2 separate regions of the Homo sapiens genome follow, and region 2 is linked to region 1. A link is a contact called in ENCODE Hi-C or POLR2A ChIA-PET data. All regions are on one chromosome and are shown on one strand. Each heading gives the region's core, a stretch centred on a gene start or an enhancer-like site at or near the end of the contact. The rest is flanking DNA. Distances are from core to core; before and after follow the strand shown. Region 1 holds the start of ABRAXAS1 (abraxas 1, BRCA1 A complex subunit). Region 2 overlaps ENOPH1 (enolase-phosphatase 1).

Region 1 (7,591 bases), core at 2,241-4,740:
TTTTAGTAGAGACGGGGTTTCATCATATTGGCAGTCTGGTCTCCAACTCCTGACCTCGTGATCCACCCATCTTGGCCTCCCAAAGTGCTGGGATTACAGGCATGAGCCACCGCACCTGGCCTAATTTTTTAAAGTTTTTGAAGACATAGAGTCTTGCTATGTTGCCCAGGCTGGTCTCAAACTCCTGACCTCAAGCCATACTCTCTGCTCAGACTCCCAAAACACTGGAATTACAAGCATGAGTGACTGTGCCCAATCTTTTTGTTTGTTTGTTTGTTTTTGAAACAGATTCTCACTCTGTTGCCCAGGCTGGAGTGTAGTGGAAGGATCTCGGCTCACTGCAACCTCCACCTCCCAGGTTCAAGTGATTCTCCTGCCTCAGCCTTCCAAGTAGCTGGGATTACAGGCGCACGCCACCAGGCCTGGCTAATTTTTGTATTTTTAGTAGAGATGGGGTTTTGTCATGTTGGTCAGGCTGGTCTCAAACTCGTATTTCAGGTGATCTGCCCACCTCAGCCTCCCAAAGTGCTGGGATTATAGGTATGAGCCACTGTTCCCGGCCAGGTATTTCTTTATAGCAGTGCAAGAAGGGACGAATACACTCTCCCATGAGTCATTCTTTAGCATACAAAAACCAGTAAATTCCTAAGGTTTTAGAAGCTCCCACGCCAGGAACTCAGGACAAAGACTAAATATTTATTTTCTTTTTTACTATACTACAGACAAATCCTTGATCTTTGACCACTGATTCCTTATAGCAAAGAATCATAAGAGTTAAAAGATAGTTGCACATTTCTAAAACCCCATTCAATTACTAATAACCTGTCCAGTCCATCAGCCTATCATATGAAAATGCCAGGCCGGGCGCGGTGGCTCACGCCTGTAATCCCAGCACTTTGGGAGGCCGAGGTGGGTGGATCACAAGGTCAGGGGATCAAGACCATCCTGGCTAACACGGTGAAACCCTGTCTCTACTAAAAATACAAAAAATTAGCCGGGCGTGGTGGCGGACGCCTGTAATCCCAGCTACTCAGGAGGCTGAGGCAGGAGAATGGCGTGAACCCAGGAGGTGGAGCTTCCAGTGAGCCAAGATCATGCCACTGCACTCCTGCCTGGGAGACAGAGCGAGACTCCGTCTCAAAAAAAAAAAAAAAAGAAAAAGAAAAGAAAATGCCTCCCAGGGTGTGGCCACTCAGGCTTCCATTTGATCTTTTCAGGTTTCAAAAGCAGAGTTCTTAGCAATATATATCTTCATTATTTCAGGCATCTGATATAATTAAGATAAGAGACAATATCATCCCTTGCTTTGAGTTTCTTTGGAGGTCTTAATGAATATTGGATTTCCCTCATTATATAACCCGTTTATTTATTCCTTTACTCTCATCTACTATTTCTCCTTATCTCCACTCATACCCAAGCTTTTTTGGCTTCCGAAGGAGTATTTGGTTCAGCTACTGTGCTGCTCTGGGTTGCAGGAAGTAAAACTAGTGATGTGGTTCAGGACACACTACTCCAAAATATAGCACCTGAGCATTTGAGAAAATAGCAGAGCAAAGAGGTCATTTGCACCTTCCCCTCACTCCTTTTGCCCTGAAGCAGGCCATAAACCATAGAAAGAATACTCTGGCCATCTCCCTTGAGGCAGGCCATAAAACCCGGTGTCCTTCCCTGAAGTAGGTCATAAGACCATCATTTGAGAGGTACCCTCCCTTTACATAGAGAAAAGGAATATCCTTACCTCTGAAGACACCAGGACACAGAGAAGAACCTGAACAAACAGCCCATTCTAAGTTCCCCCAGTTTGTTACCATTACATCATACTCCCTTTGTGTAATCATACTCCTGCACGACTGTCCACTCTTTATCAACCCTACGACAATTGTCTTCCACCCCTTCATTGAAATTTCATTATCTACTGACTGTGGAAAGAAGACTGAAAGTCAAACATCAAATCTAGAGCCCAGAGGAACTTTGTACTAAGTTATTGACTGCTGTTTGGGCTCATCCAACTTCCACAAAGAATTCTTTGCAAGCAATCCCTCAAGCTCATCCAAAGAATCAATTGTGATCCTCAAAATTACTTACATTCCTCCATCTCCCTCTCCCTTATGAAAAAGTGTACATAAGCATCTGAACCTCATTGGATTATTGGGTAATCACTCTACTGTGATTTTCTCCAGGGCACATTAATAAATTTGTATGCCAGTCGGGAGCGCCTGTAATCCCAGCACTTTGGGAGGCCGAAGGGGGCAGATCACCCGAGGTCAGGAGTTCGAAACCAGCCTGGCCAACATGGTGAAACCTTGTCTCTAATAAAAATACAAAAAAAATAAATAAATAAGCCGGGCTTGGTGGCACGTGCCTGTAATCCCAGCTACTCAGGAGGCTGAGGCAGAAGAATCGCTTGAACCCGGGAAGTGGAGGCTGCAGTGAGCTGAGATGGTGCCACTGCACTCTGGCCTGGGTGACCAAGCGAGACTCAGTCTCAAAAAAATAAAAAATAAAATAAATTCGTATCCCTTTTCCTTCTGTTCATCTTTTCTTTTGTTAGTTCACTCCAGTGAACCTTCAGAGGGCAGAGCTTTCCCTTCACCCCTACAAAATGAAGGCAAGAAACTTAATTCTAGGGAATAAATATATAATCATTAATTATATACATATGTATTGTGTGTTACGCAGCCACAGACAACTGCTTGACAACAAAACCCACAAATGTGCCACACTAATTCAGTAGTCTGCTATTATGCTTACTTTCAGTCATTTAAGAAACATACCTTTACGTGTGTGTGTGTGTGTGTGTGTGTGTAAAATACATTTGCCAAGCCCTGGTCCACTCACCTTACCATTTACATTAAATGAACCAGCTTACTATGATTATGCCTATCATTAAACTGTCAGAACATTAAATATCCATGTATTGTTTAAATTAGGCTGAAGTTTTCTAAAAGCAAGGGAACACACACATGCACACACACAAACACACAGACACAGAACATGGCTAGAGAGTTCTAGCAAAGACAATCCCCAAATGGTTATTAGTATTCTGTAAGTTTCAGTGAGTGAAGGGTGCTAAAATGCAGCTTGAAAACCAAAACCGTGGCATATCCACTGTGGCATCGTAATGTTGCTACTCAACTCTTTTATTCTTGTAATCATTGCTTGTCTTAAAATGACCCTGTCAACCGTGTTCATTTTGATAGCTTTGCATGTTTGTGACAGGTCGCTCAGCAGGCGCAGGCCACCAAAAGCAATTCGCAGCCCTCTGCAGTGGTACCGACATGCAGCGGCCTTCCGGGAGAGGCCGGCAGCAGAAGCGAAGGAGGAGCCGAGCGCGCGGCTGGGGACCCGCCCGCGCCCGCCCTCAGCCCCCTCGCCCCGCCCCTCTGCGGAGCGCGCAGCAGCCCGTGCGCCGGCGCAGGCCCCGCCTCCTCGCTGGGCCCCGCCTCGCTGCCACCACAGGGTCTTGCCTCCGCGCGCCCCGCCCTCGTCCTCTTGTGTAGCCTGAGGCGGCGGTAGCATGGAGGGGGAGAGTACGTCGGCGGTGCTCTCGGGCTTTGTGCTCGGCGCACTCGCTTTCCAGCACCTCAACACGGACTCGGACACGGTGAGCCGAGGGACGGGGCGGGGTCCGGCGTCGCCTGGGAAGAGCCCTGCGCGCGGCCTGCCTCCCCGCTGTTGCTCCGGTCCCCGCCCGCTCCCCCGACGCCGCCGCGCCTCCTCCCTGCGGTCGCGGCTCTGCCTTCTCTCCCCCTCAGCGGTCCCTGAGGTGCCTCGTGCCCACGAAGTCTTCTCCAGCATTAGCCCTCCCTCTGCTATCCTCCGTTATTTCCCTTTTCCGACCCAAGTGTCCCACACGCTCCCATCTTTCCTCGGCGCCCCTGTAGCTGTGGAAACTTGGGCGTGAAAAGATGGAAAGTTCACGGAGCGTCTTTCCGCTGCTCTGCGGAGCCTGCGGTAAACTTTCCGTTTCTCGCGACGCCCGACAGGCGTTTGCAAAACCAGGCGGACTTTTTCATGCAGAGCAGCGTCTGTGCGTGTTTGTTGCGATGGTAGGATGGTAAGGGAATAAAAATAGATGTTGCGTCCAGTGGCAAATCTTAGTGGATGGAACAGCTTAATCTGGTATATCAGATATCTTTTTATTTGCGTTATTAAATTTGTTAAAACAGTTTTTAAAAGTACGTTGCCTATTTTCTAAAAGTTCTATGAAATTAAAGAAACGCTGTAAAACGTTGAGCTCGGAAGTAGTTAATGTCCTGTAGCACTTTCAGTAACTTGCAGAAAGAAAGTCTAAGCATCTGAAATACACTTCCCTGCTGTGTGGTACAGTTCGGAGAATACCCTGCTGAACAATGCCTAGTAATTTCTGCTAAGTTCATTTTAAGATATAACGTCTATTTTACTCAAAATTGCCTTAATATAGGTCGGGCGCGGTGGCTCACGCCTGTAATTCCAGCCCTTTGGGAAGCCGAGGCGGGTGAATCACCTGAGCCCACGAGTTCGAGACCATCGGGGACAACGTAGTGAGACCCGGTCTCTACAAAATCTAAACATTACAAAATTGCTCTTTGGCACAATCCTAATAAAGGTTGGAATTGGTATGTTTTATGTATACAATTTCAGATAACCTTACAAAGTAATACCTAATAAAGAACAAATATATGACCATTTAAAATATATGTGTAGCTGTGGAAATTATTTTGGAATACCTGTAGTGTAGATAGAGTGGGACCGTAAATCCTCGGTAGCTTAAACGATTAGCCCTTGGGAAGTACCTGAGTGCTAGGGAGGCCCCTGTTTCTCAGATCTTTTTCCTGAAGTCTTTAAAGGGTGGTTTTTCTGGCTAGTTGCACTTGCATTGCCCCCCTGCTTCCCTTCCCTGAGTTCGTCTTTTGAGTATCAAAATCAAGAACACTAGATTCTGGATATCCCCCCGCGTGATTCCAGTAAAGACTCACATTATGGAAATAATCCTTTTTTACTTTTAGGGGAAAAAAGCATTATTAATTATAAAGAATATAAAATATTTCTGTAATCACAGCACTTTGGGACGCGGAGGCAGGAGGATCATTTGAGCCCAGGAGTTCAAGACCAGCGTGGGCAACATAAGGAGACCTCATGTCTACAAAAAAATTTTAAAAATTAGCCCGGCGTGGTGGCACGTGCCTGTAGACCCAGCTACTTGGAAGGCTGAGGCAGCAGGATTGTTTGAGCCTGGGAGGTCAAAGCTGCAGTGAGTAGTGATTGCACCGCTGCACTCCAGCCTGGGTGATGACAGAGCTAGACCTCTTCTCAAAAAAAAAAAAAAAAAAGATATAAAATCTTCATTGTCAAGCACATTGGGTCTTTAAGTGTGCCTAGAGAAATTGAATTCCCCAAAACTCAGATAAATTACCACTGGGGTGGCAGAATACAAGTAGTTTTAAAAGAATCGGGCTCACAGCACTCCTTTTAGAAAGCAGACTCTGAAATTGAATTTAAATCTTTCATATTGTGCATGAGTTTTAATCAGAAAACACTAATCTTGTCATTTCGTACCTTAGAAGCTTTCTGTAACTCCCAGAAGCACATGTGGTTAAATCCAGAGTAGTCATTCGGGGTGTCCCATTATTGGCTCGTTCTTATTTATCTTTGATTTCCTTCTGCTCCAAGGCAAAGTGCTCTGCTCATTCTTCAGTGTGTGCTCATTTCTGGCTTTAAGTCTTATATGCTTCCAAGTGTGCCCAGTGCTTCATGCTCTGCCTACACAAATATTGCCCATAGCTTTAGTCTAATCTGTAGCCTCCCCAGGGCTACAGGGCTAATCTGTAGCCTCCCCAGGGCTACTCTGATTATTTCAGGCTAGACTAATCTCTTTCCCTTCCTCTCCTCTTTATTTCTACTTTTTTTCTTTTGAGGCAGAGTCTCACTCTATCGCCTGGGCTGGAGTGCAGTGGCGTGATCATAGCTCACTGCAGCCTCAACCTCCTGGGTTCACGTCATCCCAAGTAGCTGGGACTACAGGCATGTGCCACCATGCCTAACTAATGTTTCTCGTATTTTTTGTACAGACGGAGTTTTACCCTGTTGCCCAGGCTAGTCTTTAACTCCTGGGTTCAAACTATCTGCCCACCTTGGCCTCCCAGTGCTAGGATTACAGGCGTGAGCCATCTTGCCTAGCCTCTTCTCATTTTTATTTAACTCTTCATCTTTCCCAAGTAAACTAGAAGCATCTCAGATCTTTCATATGTGCCCCCGACTGGTAGCACATATTGTATACATAGTAAAATACTCAGGAAATACGGTTAGTTAAGTGAACAGTAATTCTATCAGTGTATTCTATATATTGCCTCTTTATCTTCATAGGAAGGTTTTCTTCTTGGGGAAGTAAAAGGTGAAGCCAAGAACAGCATTACTGATTCCCAAATGGATGATGTTGAAGTTGTTTATACAATTGGTGAGTTATTTATTTCTCCTATATTTGAATCATCTGTGTCTCCTATATTTGATAGTTTATGCTGAAAGGGGTCAGCGTAAATTATTATTTTTAAATTAGGAAATACAGAGGCTGGGCAAGGTGGCTCACACCTGTAATCCCAGCACTTTGGGAGGCCGAGGCGGATTACCTGAGGTTGGGAGTTTGAGACCAGCCTGGCCAACATGGTGAAACCCATCTCTACTAAAAATACAAAAATTAGCCAGGTGTAGTGGTGCATGTCTGTAATCCCAGTTACTTGGGAGGCTGAGGCACGAGAATTGCTTGAACCTGAGAGGCAGAAGTTGCAGTGAGCCGAGACTGTGCCACTGCACTACAGCCTGGGCAACAAAGCGAGACTCTGTCTCAAAAAAAGAAAAATAAGAAATATATATTAATTTTAAAATAATTTAAAAGGATATGTTGTACTCATTTTGCAGTTAAAATTATGACCATGGACTGGTCTAAAGTAAGAAATAGTATGAGACTTAGGAAGCAGATAAGATTACTGCCAGGGAAACAAGGATGAAACACCTGCTGTTTAGTAGGAAGATGGCCCGGCAATAGGAAGACCAAGGAAAAAGATAAAATGTTAAATGCTGCAGAAAAGTTGGAAGATGAGAACTGAGAAAATGCAGTAATTAGATTATTAGATGACTGAAAATCCTCAGTAATTTCTGGAGCGTAATGGGGAAGAGACCAGGCTGTAAAGGGTTTGAGGAGTGGGTGCTAAAGCAGTTATAACTGGTGGCAGCTTCTCTTTTAGGGAAAAGCAGGGGAGAACCTTTAAAATGCATAGGGAAAAAAATGGTTAAAAGAAATAAAATGTATAGGGAGTTTTCTGATTGTCTAATATAGTTTTTCTCTATATATGTGTATGTATTTTTAAACAAAATTGGTAGTGTACTTTATAAAAGGTTTGGCATCATATTGTGTCATGATCACTTTACAATGTTGCATAATCCTCTACAATATTATTTTTCATTTCTTTTCTTTTTTTTTTTGAGGCAGAGTCTCACTCTGTTGCCCAGGCTGGAGTGCAGTGGCGCAATCCCGGCTCACTGCAACCTCCGCCTCCCAGGTTCAAGCGATTCTCCTGCTTCAGCCTCCCAAGTAGCTGGGATTACAGACGTGTGC
Region 2 (7,591 bases), core at 3,374-5,873, 1.0 Mb after region 1:
CCTCCATAAGGCACCAACTCTGCCAACACCTTGATTTCAGACTTCTAGCATCTAGAACTTTGGGAGGCTAAGTTTCTTTTGCTTTAAGCCACTCAATTTGCAGTACCTTGCAGCCCTAGGAAACTAATACAATAGTTAAATATTAAAAGACAGTATAAATGTATTTGTTGTTTGCTACTCCTTTTTCTCCTATCTGATTTAAAATACAACTGCATAAAGCAATAGTAATAAATCTATGTTGATGGGTACACAATATATACAGATGTAATTTGTGACAATAACAACTTAAATGGTGGAGAATGGAGTTATGTGGAGCAAAGTTTTGTATACTATTCAAACTAAAGTGGTAGTGGCCAGGCACAGTGGCTCCCGCCTGTAATCCCAGCTACTAGGGAGGCTGAGGCACAAGAACGGCCTGAACCCGGGAGGGGGAGGCTGCAGTGAGCTGAGATCATGCCACTGTGCTCCAGCCTGGGGGACAGAGTGAGACTCCATCTTAAAACAAACAAACAAAAACTAAGGTGGTATTAATCAGAACTAGAATGTTATAAATATATGTTAATTGTACCCTCAGGGGAAATCACTAAAAAAAAATTCAAAAATATATATTAAAAGAGATGACAATGCTGGGCATGGTAGCTCACGCCTGTAATCCCAGCACTTCGGGAGGCCAAGGCAGGCAGATTACCTGAGGTCAGGAGTTCGAGACCAGCCTGGCCAACATGGCAAAACCCCATCTCCACTAAAATTACAAAAATTAGTCAGGTGTGGTGGTGCACACCTGTAGCCCTAGCTACTCGTGAGGTTGAAGCACGAGAATCGCCTGAACCTGGGAGGTGGAGGTTGCAGTGAGCTGAGATTGCACCACTGCGCTCCAGCCTGGGTGACAGAGCGAGACTCCGTCTCAAAAAAAAAAAAAAAAAAAAAAAAAAAAAAAATACATATATATATATATAGAAATCAAATAGCAAAATGGCAGAATTAAGTGCTTGTCAGTAATTATATGTCAATGGCTTAAACTCTTCAATTAAAAGGCAGAGGCTGGCATAATGAATTGAAAACATAATCCATTACATACTACCTATAAAAGACACATTTTGGATTCAGGACAGAAATAAATAGAAAGAGGATGGTAAAAGAAATTCGGCCGGGCTGTAATCCTAACACTTTGGGAGACCAAGGCAGGCAGATAGCTTGAGCCCAGGAGTTTGAGACCAGCCTGGGCAATAGAGTGAGACCTCATCTCTACAAAAATACAAAAATTAGCTAGGTGTGAGGTCGCACACCTGTGGTCCCAGCTACTCAGGAGGCTAAGGTGGGAGGATCGCTTGAGCCTGGGAGATTGAGGCAGTAAGCTATGATCTTGCCACTGCACTCCAGCCTGGGGCCCCGGAGTGACACCCTGACTCAAAAAAAAAAAAAAAAGATATTCCATGTAAATAGAGGGTGAAGTGGCTACAGTAATACCAGACAAAATAGACTTTAAGACAAAAACTGTTACAAGAGACAAAGAAGGACATTATAATGTTAAAGAAGCTAGCAAGAAGCTATAACAATTATAAACATATACACACCTTACAACAGGGCAGCAAAATAGATGAAGCTAAAGAGAATTGAAGAAAAGAATAGACAATTTAACAAAAGAGAGGGAGCATTCAATACTTCACATTCAATAATAGAGCAACTGGACAGAATGTAAACAAGGAAACAGAAGATTCAAACAACACTACAAACCAACTAGACCTAATAGACATACACGCAGAACACTCCACCCAATAACAGCAGAATTTAAATTCTTCTCCAGTGCACAAAGAATATTCTCCAGGATAGACTATAAGTTAGGCCATGAAAAGTCTTGTTAAATTTTAAAAGATCAAAATCATACAAAGTATGTTCTCTAAGTATAGGGGAATGATATTAGAAATCAGTAACAGAAGGACATTTGGAAAATTCACAATATGTGGAAATTAAACACTTAAACAACCAATGGGTGAAGGAAGAAATCACAAAGGAAATTAGAAAATATATTGAGACACATGAAAACAAAAACACAACATACCTCAACCTATGGGATACAGTGAAAATAATGCTCGGAGGGAAACTCAGAGCTGTAAATGCCTACATTAAAAAAAAAAAAAAAGAAAATGGCCGGACACAGTCGCTCACGCCTGGAATCCCAGCACTTTGGGAGGCCGAGGCGAGCTGATCACCTGAGGTGAGGAGTTCAAGACCAGCCTGGCCAATATGGCAAAACCCTGTCTCTACTAAAAATACAAAAACTAGCCAGGCGTGGTGACAGGTGCCTGTAGTTCCAGCTACTTGGGAGGCTGAGGCAGGAGAATCGCTTGAACCCAGGAGGCGGAGGTTGCAGTGAGCTGAGATTGCACTACTGCACTCCAGCCTGGGCAACAGAGCGAGACTCCATCTCAAAAAAAAAAAGAAAAAAAAAACTCACAAAGCAATTACATAAGTTTCCACATTAAGGAACTAGAAAAAGAAATGCAAATTAAACCCAAAGCAAGCAGAAGGAAATACGATTAGAGTGGAAATAAACAAAATAGAGAATCAACAAAACCAAATGTTCTTCTTTAAAAAGATCAACAAAATGGATAAATCTTTAGCTAGACCTCATAGGCCCTCCTGACCTCCTCAACTTAATCTTACTTCTGTTCCCACCACTCCACTTAGACTGCAGGGCCACTGCTATTCTCAACTGAATTCTTAGCAGCAATTGATAAATTTGAATAGTTCCTTCTTTAATGGGCTCCCCTGCCACTCTCCTGGTTTTCCTTCCTCAGTGCCCAATACTTTCCCATCTCCTTTGCTGGTTTCTTTGCTTGGCTTGACCTCTAGTGTTGGAGCCTACGGGCTGTTTAGGCTCTCTTCTCTATCAACAGACTCTTCCTAAGCAACCCCATCCCATGGCTTTTAATAGCATCTCTATGCCAGTGAACTCTCAAATCTGATCTCCAGCCAGGCCAGCATTCTGAACTCTAGACTTATATCCAACTGCTCTTCGGTCATGTTGACATCAGGATCTACATTGGCTTTACATTATTATCAGCAGCACTGCTATTTTTCCAGTAGTATCATCTATCCAGTTGCTTAAGCTAAAAATGTAAGAGTTACCCTTTCAAATCCAATCAATCAATAAGTGGTCACTGTCATGTCTAAAACCTATTCTGAATCTTTCCACTTCTATTTCTGCTTTTACCACCCTAAGGCAAGCCACCACCATCCCTTACCTTCATTACTACAACAGCCTTCTCAGACCCAGTAGATTGACTCTCTCAAGTGCCAATTTTACCCCCTAATTGGAGAAGAGATGGAAGTGTTCTGTTTGGAGAGGTTGCAGCAATGGGGCCTGGCATTCCAGAGTCTGGCCAGCGTCGTGGGCATGAGCTACAGTGGCAATGGTAGCAGGCTTCCTGAGCTAACCACTGTGAGGTGTCCTCTAACTCCACAGTCCAGTGGTAGTTGCCCTGACTCTTCTCCCAGTTCTTCCACTGATGTTGTATACACCTAACTCCTTGTGATTTTTGCCTGCAGCACTCAACCCTGATATACTTAACTCACCTTCCTGCATGCAGTCATGCCCACTTATAAACCATTCTCCATTCCATACAGAATTCCTTAAATATGTAAACCACTCAGGTTATCTTCTGCTCAAAGTCCTCCAGGGGCTTTTTACCATACTTAGAATACAATTCAAACTTCTTACTGGAGTACAAAGCACTATCATCTGGCTTCAGCCCACTTCTCTGATGGTATCCAGCCACTGGGCTCTCAATTCCTGAAAAAGGCCAAGCTTTGCCCTAGATCTGTGCTATGCTGTTCCATCTGCATGGAACACCAGTTCTCCTAGTTTCCTACATGTCTTCCATGTCATTTAGATTAGATGTCACCTTCTCATCACCCCTCCTGTAAAGTTATTCTACCCTGTGTTCTCTGCAGAGCGCTTACTAGTATCTAATTTTTTCTTGTCTTAGTCACCATTGTTTCTCTTCTCGAAAAATGTATGCACAATGGGAGTAGAGAGGAACTTTGTCCCCTCATAGCAGATCTGGGATGCAAGGTAAATGCTTAATAAATATTTAAGGAATAAATTTGGGTTGAATTTGTAAGGTAGAAATTTTACTTCTGTCAGTTACTCCAAGTGTTTTAGTAAAAACTCCACGTTATTCTTAAATATTAGGTTGAGGATAATATCACTTTGCCATCTGGGCACAGGTGGTAGGTTAACAAACTTTTGGAATATATTATACTCAACTTTGTACTCGTGGGAATAAAAAAAGCCCTGAAAACAATCCCTTTTTAACACTGCCGCTGGAAAAAGGGGCTAAAAATCACTAATTTTTTATTGAGGAAAAGGAATATTAGATAGTTGGATTTCATTCAGGATTACTGCCATTTTTTCCAAACTACTCCAACTCTTGCAACATCAAGCTTTTGGCTTGTAAGGATAAACAAAATATAGTTTTCTCTCTCTTAGCTCCATCTGCTGTATTTGGCGGGCGACGGGGCGGGGGTTGGGGGAGGGGGGGAGGAGGGGTGGAGCCTCACACTTCATATCAAGTCTGGAGAAACAGCACCATCTGCTGGGGAAAGGCTGCCGTGCATCTGCCCTGGCAATAAGCCAGTGGCTTTCAACCTTTCCTTGTGCAACTACACATTTGACATTCTGCGTAGCAACTAAAACCCGCTTTCCAGACCAAAAAGAAGTCCTGCTACTCCAGAAATGTTGATAAGATTAGAGAATCTTCTGTTAAGGGCTTCTCTTCTAAAAAACCAACCTGGGCTTTGACCCAAGATTAGAAATCAGCGCCACTGTAGGAAAGAGAACAACAGAGGTACATCTGGATTAATAAACAGGAATAAAAAGAGCCACAACTTTAAGACGCTTTTGTCCTCCATATTCTCTGCAAACAAGAGGCTGAGGCCTTTGTCCTCTTTTTGGAAGTTCCAGAGGTTTTTTGCCTTCCTTCCCCTCATAAGGACTATGAATTCATCTGACTTCATCTTCTAGCTCATTATCCACATTAAAAAAAGTTTTTTAATGATGCATAACTGTGCATATTTATGGGGTACACTGTGGTGTTTCAATACATGTATACATTGTGTATCACTGCTTACATTCTTAGATAGGTATTTTTCCTCTCTTGCCAATCTACTTTATCTTTCAAATTCTTCCTACGACCTTTCTCCATCATTTGTGAATGGTTTTCCTAGGATCTAAAAACGATTCCATTCAACTAGTTTTTCCCTTACTTTGCAAAATAAATCTGATACTTCAATTTTCTCTTAATTCCTGAAATCTATTGATTTTCTGTCCTCCTTACTCAGTGTACATGGGTAGTAAAATGCCTCTCCACCTCAATCCTTTGCTGGCTAGATGCTGTGTGCCTTCCTTTTTATTCAATTCCTTTCTAATCTAGATCCTAGTGCCTAATCTTCTCATTTCTTCATTTTCCAACTACTCCTTAAATAACATTAAGATATACCCCTTTCTGCCATCTGCCTATGAGCTTTCCAAAAAAGGTATTAAGTTCATCCTTTTATTACTATTTGTGGTTTTATCATCATTTACAAATTATTCCCATTTCTAAGATGTACCTAAACTCATTTCCTTTCTTTTTTATTCATATATTTTCATAGACCCTAGATTTCTTAATTGGCTACTAGATCAAAATTATCAACATAAAATCTTTTATATCCCCTGTCCTCTCATAGTTCTAAGACTTCTTTTTCCTTATTCAAAGCATTTCTAAAATTGCTCCTCCAGGATTCGTGAGTTTTTCTTGATTAGTTAGGAGAGTAACTCCCTCCTTCAAGCATTACCTTAGAGACCTCAAAGTTAAGATTCTCAAAAATATAAGGAACTCCACTCATATCCTGAATGCTTACTATCCAAATGGAATAGTAACCTTATATGTATACATAACTCAAATAATAACCATGAATTGCCACCGGCACTCCATTAAAACACACACATGATACACGATTAAGATAAGAGCTAAATATTCTTGTTTTTCAGTTTCTCTTTTGCTATGGCGGCATGTGGATAGAGTTCAGGAACCTATATAAAACTGAGTGAAGAAAAAATGCTTTTATTAATCACAACATGAAATTAACATGACATCGTATTAGAATTAAACCAGGATAAATACTGCTGTTATAAAATTTACATTTCTCACATCCATTCCAGAGGAAAATCTTACATATTAGGGCTCATCTTAATGTTATGGACTGATTTCAGTAAAACTTTTTAAATAGTAAATAGCAATTAACGTATTCTCAAACTGTGCTAAGTAGTTAGAAAGGCAACTATAAAATCTATAATGATAACACGTGGCAGGATTAGAACTGTTCTGTTAAACATTAAGAACCACATCTCTGTTTTAGATGTTACCTCAGTGCACCTTTTTCACTGGTAAGGCAACTGCTTGCTGTGGGTGCCACAATGATTACCAAGTTTCTTCTTAAGTAAAAGACACTTGTTTGATCAAGACTCAAGTGAGTTTTCTTTCCCAATTTTGTTCTTTTGAAGCAGAAGGAAATACCTTGGTCTTTGATATATATAAGGAGGCAAATATGAAATACAGCTGTTATAATCTTCTAAATCACAAGGGCAATGAATTATTCATTTTCTTTGAAAATATTCAGTCTTTGAAATATTTCATTTTTAAAATAACAAGGCTTCTGAATAATTTCTCAAAACTAGCTTTCCATTTTAGTACACGATTTGATAAACATAGCACATTAGATAGGTATTTAGCAATTTCTTCTACCAACTACACTTTGCCCTCACTAAGGGTTAGAGTATGATTTGAAACAATTTCTACATATAAAGCATCTTTAAATAAGTTTTGTGTTCACTGAACTGAGACTTCTTTCACTTATGTACCTATGGAAGTTAATCTGAGCATACACATATATACATACTTGCATACATATGTGTACATATGTTTTTTAAGTAAGTTACTTTTACCATTAGAATAAACCTAGACACTACAGGGACAACTCTGGGGAACAGGGCGGTCTGCCTTAACAACCCTTCTCTAGGTTGAGGAAGGCAGGTATAGTTCACTGAAGGATGTGATGAGGCTGTAGTAAGTCTTCTCATCATCTGTTAATCCTGCGTTGCCTGGTCTCACCACCACAGCTACGTGCACATCTGCTTCCTCAGCAGCACTGGCCTCTGTGAAAAATCAAAGGATGTGTGTGTGTCAGAAACACCAAAAAATGATGTCTGAGATTTGCAGCAAAGTCAGCAGGGGGATGTGGGGATGGAAGAAATGAATTTGGCCCTGATTTGATGACTGTTGAAGCTAAAAGATGGGCACCCTGGGGTTGACTATATTATTATCTCTTTTATGTATGTTTTAATTTTTCCATGATAAAATTTTAAAAAATACGTAACTGTACTTGACAGAAGAGAATGGCAGTGTATCCTACACTTCTGAGCTTTATTAAGTACTTATGAATGCAGAAGGATGGAGCCATGTTCTGTCCTACACCTTTCCTCCACTTCCTCCCATCAGCCCATACCGAGAACTGAGCTGTTTCCCAAAGGACAAGCTGTTGGTAACAC

What was found. Hi-C counts contacts between places; a loop is a spot of excess contacts on that map. ChIA-PET counts read pairs that join two places held with the same protein, here RNA polymerase II (POLR2A). Pooled maps may share reads with other maps.
Region 2: a pooled map shows a loop between it and region 1 (6-fold over the local background). The contact joins the enhancer-like site here to the promoter of ABRAXAS1 in region 1. A Hi-C loop is called at or near these places in 1 of 37 single-sample maps with no recorded cell type and 8 of 50 pooled maps. POLR2A ChIA-PET finds 5 or more read pairs at or near these places in 2 of 52 experiments (BJ and activated T-cell).

Annotation. Positions count from the first base shown.
Region 1 is chr4:83,480,999-83,488,589 of GRCh38, reverse strand. It overlaps ABRAXAS1 (abraxas 1, BRCA1 A complex subunit), which reads left to right and starts at 3,490. Exons shown (of 9, transcript NM_139076.3): 1 at 3,490-3,604; 2 at 6,346-6,436. The coding sequence starts at 3,518. RefSeq lists a silencer at 3,275-3,764.
Region 2 is chr4:82,459,588-82,467,178 of GRCh38, reverse strand. ENOPH1 (enolase-phosphatase 1) reads right to left here. Exons shown (of 6, transcript NM_021204.5): 6 at 6,002-7,198. The coding sequence ends at 7,059. Among named protein-coding and RNA genes, the nearest start is that of ENOPH1, 33 kb to the right of the region's middle. Within about 2 kb of position 4,623, at least 3 of the 41 ENCODE cell types and tissues checked have a DNase peak (open chromatin) inside an H3K27ac peak, as active enhancers do.